Linked DNA regions of Homo sapiens: region 2 is linked to region 1. The links are chromatin loops, found by intact Hi-C in ENCODE. Cell type or tissue: endothelial cell of umbilical vein. All regions are shown on one strand.

The links. A loop is a pair of places that touch in the nucleus more often than their neighbours do. Peaks named below come from ENCODE experiments on the same cell type or tissue, not always from the same donor. Only the 100,000 strongest peaks of a DNase experiment are listed, where the experiment ranks them.
Region 2: a loop joins it to region 1, with 5 times the contacts of the local background. A loop is called at or near these places in 8 of 110 quality-filtered maps.

The regions. Positions count from the first base shown.
Region 1 is chr4:125,388,976-125,391,475 of GRCh38, reverse strand. All of the region lies in intron 2 of FAT4 (FAT atypical cadherin 4), which reads right to left. Among named protein-coding and RNA genes, the nearest start is that of FAT4, 75 kb to the right of the region's middle. In endothelial cell of umbilical vein, no CTCF peak of the experiment used is centred here; DNase peaks (open chromatin) are centred at 1,085 and 1,585; H3K27ac peaks cover 2,130 bases.
Region 2 is chr4:125,738,480-125,740,979 of GRCh38, reverse strand. No RefSeq gene overlaps it. Among named protein-coding and RNA genes, the nearest start is that of MIR2054, 230 kb to the right of the region's middle. RefSeq lists a silencer at 872-1,166. In endothelial cell of umbilical vein, no CTCF peak of the experiment used is centred here; DNase peaks (open chromatin) are centred at 1,019 and 1,909; H3K27ac peaks cover 2,367 bases.

The sequences.
Region 1 (2,500 bases):
TGTTCTCATTGTTCAACTTCCACTTATGAGTGAGAGCATGCAGAATATGGTTTTCTGTTCCTGTGTTAGTTTGCTGAGGATGACGGCTTCCAGCTTCATCCATTTCCCTGAAAAGGACATGATCTCATTCCTTTTTATGGCTGCATAGTATTCCATGGTGTATATGTACCACATTTTCTTTGTCTAGTCTATCATTGATGGGCATTTGGGTTGGATCCATTTCTTTGCTATTGTAAATAGAGCTGCAGTAAACATACATGTGCATATGTCTTTATAGCAGAATGATTTATATTCCTTTGGGTATATACCCAGTAATGGGATTGCTGGGTCAAATGGTACTTCTGATTCTAGATCCTTGAGGAATTGCCATTGTCTTCTACAATGGTCAAACTTACTTACATTACCCCCAACAGTGTAAAAGTGTTCTTATTTCTCCACAGCCTCAGAAGCATCTATTGTTTCCTGACTTTTTAATAATTGCCATTCTGACTGGCATGAGATGGTATCTCCATGTGGTTTTGATTTGCATCTCTCTGATTATCAGTGATGTTGAGCTTTTTTTCATGTTTGTTGGCCACATAAATGTCTTCTTTTGAAAAGTGAATCATGACTTAAAATTTCAAAAACTTCAGAAAAAATATCCTTAATATGTTTTGTTCAGAATATCTCCCACTTAGGAGACTGGAATAAAAGGTCCTACACATTGCCCATCTCTGCTTCAAAAGCTGCTACACTAAACACCATGAAAGGCACGTGTAAACCTGGAAGAATAACTGAGCTCATTCAAATGTGTATTGCCCTTAATAGGTCATTATGATGTCAACTCAATAACATTTTGCTAAATGATGCCTCAGTTTATGCTGTGTAGGTACTACTAAAATTAAGCAAGGAAAAACTCTAATCTTACATTCAAAACAATTTTTATTCACCAGAGTGAAACAAGATGCTGGAAGCCTACCATTTACTTTTCTGTATGGAATCTCAAGTGAGGAGTTGAAATTGAAAGCAAACTAACCAAATTGAAACCCACACCAATATCAGTACAACCATCACGCCTCAGCTGTTGCTTCCTTTGGCCCTGAAAAGGAAAACTCCACCTTTCCTGCCTGAGATGAGTGTAGAGTGTGGAATATGAGTTTGCCCACAATGCAGTGAGAAGCTCAGTGCTGGGAGACAACTCAGTATGACCGCATCAGGGTGATGTGTAAAGAAACACTCTATGACCTGACCTTAAACATGAGAATCAAGTATAGAGTTAAATTTCGTAATTAGGAACAAAAAAAAAATTCAACGCCTAATTGTACTATAGTTTATGGGTTTAGGCTCTAAATATTTCCATTTCTTAACAACAATAAAGAGCTGTATTGCCACGAAAGGATGGTGCCAGAGTCTGCATATTTCCTTTAAGTTTGTTCTTCATTTTTTTCCCTATTTTGGGTGACCACTGGGAATTCTACTGCCATAAGTCTGGGTGAAATGTTTCACGACATCCAGAACACTTCATCATGTAGCAGAGCCAAAATCTATTATGGTTTGCAAGTGACTCATATTTCAGTTATGAGAAAGCCCTAACAAAGAACAGTTTGCATTTAAATGTTCTAAATGTCAGGAATGTAATGTTTGGACTATGTAGGTATGCAAGGCCTGATCTCTATGAACAAGGTTTTAAGTATTTATTTGTTTGCGATGTATAATCAACTTTGTTCAAACTTGTGGTAACTCTAATAATAGTTTACTGTCTCATCTTGATGGTATTACTGAAAGTTTGAAATTGCAATGTGAAAAAAATGGGAGAAATCAAACTTTGGAGGAAAGACCTACCAACTCATTCTATGAAAGACTGGCCAGAGCTATATGGGACTTATTAAGGAAAACTAATAGGACCACTACCACCTGCATGAATGAAACATAACTACTAGAAAACACAAGTCTGTTGCAGGCCCAAACTCTACTTAAGTTTCAGAAATTATCATAAAGTAAGTGTATGCATTTGGTGCATTTTTTTCTTTAGAACTAGAAGAAAAAAATGAATAAGCATTATATTTTACTAGAAAATGCGTATTTAAATATTATCATGCATACTAAAGGCCATTTTATTACGTTATTTCACAGGAAACACTTTAGTACAAGAAACATGATATAATGGTAATATTTGATGAAGTAACATACAATATGGGAATTGGAATAATTCTGTTTTTAAGATTATAGGCTATTAAGCATTTTGTCATGTAAAAGTTTATACCTTAAATTTAAATAATATTATATCTATTTAGATATCTGGGCATTTACTTCACATAAAAATATCTAAGTATTCTGGAATATTAGGAATGAAAGAAGCATACACATTTTAGATTCTCTTTGGTTTCATTTTTTAAGGAAAGTAAAATTAATCATAATGAGTTTTAAAACTGAATGTACTTCTCATATAAGCTACATGTATATAACTGTGACCAATTATATTTCTCAAACAAAAGTAATTACATTAATCTCTCACCACTAA
Region 2 (2,500 bases), 350 kb before region 1:
GATTTATACATACACCGGATCAAATTTCCAAAACAAAAAATATAGACAGACTTTCTCAAACACTAGCTTCTACAGGATGATTTGCTTTATTTTGGGATATCATAATGTCACTTTCTGCTAGTATACATTATATATACTGATTCATGAAGCAATTTCACTATCAGAATTCTCAGTATAATCAACAACAATGGAGAGGAGGTGGAAGCCATGGATACTTATTTAGCACCTACTATTTACCATACACCTACAGTTTATTTTCCTGATCCATACTCCAGAAAGAGCCTCACAACTAATGAATTTTATGGGAAAGGGAGAACATATATGTGTATACATATATTTAATAAAAATAAAATTTAATAATTTACATTCTCTATATAACTATCTATATAATGTAAATATAACATATATAAATATATATATTTATTTATTTATATAACTTCCCTAGGAGCCAGAATCAAGAACAAAACACTCTTAGTCAAGATATTCTTTAAATAGCAGGAATTGTTTGGATGTCATGGTTCTATTTTATTTAAAGGGGGAGTATATTTCTAAGTAGTCAATCTTTTTTTCTAATCTAGCTGGAGATGATGGAGTCAATGTGCTTCATAAGGAATGTCCTTACTCAAAATGATCATGGTGTCACAACCATTCTATTGTTTCTGGTCAATTTCTATTTTAACTCAGTACATTTTAAAATCAACAATTATTGAAAAGGAAATCTGTATTGTTCATGACAGTTACACCATTCTTTTCTAAAACAACAGAGACTTTATTAAAAGCAAAGTTGCATACGGCCATTTCTTGAGTTTTTAATTTTATTACCAGTAAAAAGAACAAAACATCAGACAAGACTATTGTCCGATCCATCTGGTGCTATATTTCCTCCACACAAGACTTGTATCACACACACAATATTTCAACTGCAAATGTTGTTCAGCTTTTAAAACAATTGCCTATCAAAGCATCCAGGTCCCATTGATAACGGAGCAAAGCCTTTCCTGCAATTGTGAGCCAGGAAATGCTGGCCCCTTGGCAAGTCTCATATGTCCTGTTGCTTGTAATCTCCCTCCCTCCTTGCTGGAATGTGTTATTTTTAAGCAGCTAGACTAACAGGAAGAGAAAGTTGTACTTCTTTTCATGATATGGAGGCAGGCAGGGGAAGGCAGTAAAGCAAGAAACTGTTTCAGGAATTGAGGCTGATCAGATCTTAAAACCACTTACCAGATACCTAGCCACAGCTGTGAGAAAAATCTCCAGTTCCAAACAGTTTGGAATCAGTAGTAAGTCCACCATTCCATAGCCCAATACATTTTGCAGGCTCTGTGGACTGAAAAATTCAGACACAAACTGTACTGAAGGTGTATAGAACTTCATTGTTCTGTATTTACATGGATTAAAGAATGTGTTTCATTTTGCAGAGCAGCTCTGAGAATAAATCACTCTAAAGAGAACCACAGAAATAGAGACACATTTTATATCATGATGATTGCTGAATGTTGAACCAACATTCAATGGAACATTATACTGAAAAGCATAATTGCATAATTTGAAAAAGAAACACACTCTCATACTCACCTATGTCAGAAAGAGTATTACATATTCAATCTATCATATCTGTGTCTATAAAAATGATTTCATTACTTAAATAATTCATTTTTTCCTCTAAGTGTTTGCTTAAGGACAGGTCAGTGTTAAGAAAACAAAAATTGACCAAGGGCGTGATGAGTATGAAGGGCACTTTGCCTTGCTCATCTCAAACAAAGCATGTTTCTGCCTTAGATGTTTTGTTCTTGATGTTCTCCCTAGAATGCTCTTCCCCAAGACTGGCAAGTCTCCCTCTCTCCTTTAATCAGGCTTCTGCTCAAATGTAACTTTTGATGACTATCAAATCACACACACTACTCTATCTTCATGGACTTCCCCACTTTATGTTTTTCATAGCCCTTAGCATCACTGATACACTCTATACATTTACTTGTTTCTCCTGTGCTTATTTATTAACAATTTCTCCTCAAAGGAACGTAAGGCCCATGTGAGCAGAGACTTTGTTTTGTTTACTATGGCACTCCAAGCATGAGGAGAGAGCCGGCCATGGCAAGTGGCAGACGCTCAATAAGAAAATGTGGAATGGTTGAATAAGTTAATTTCTAGATACTTCTTAGTTGGTCATGGAGTACACTTAATTCCAGTTTTCTTTCCTCTTATTCATCTAAATAGTTCAAATAAATTGAAATTATAGCAATATATTCTAATGTATATGAAAGATTTTCCCTAGATATTATTAATACAAGTCCATGAAAGTCACAAGAAAAAAAAAATTAGTATGTGCCCACGAAGATAACCAACTACTAAACACTAAGAAAGGAGCTGAGATATAATTAATTTATCATTGTTATTCTTTCCCTCATCCATTCTTTATTTTCCCTAATAATTTAACATTAAATGATCATGAATTTAATCATGCAAACATTTGCAACTGCATACCAAAGAGCCAATACCC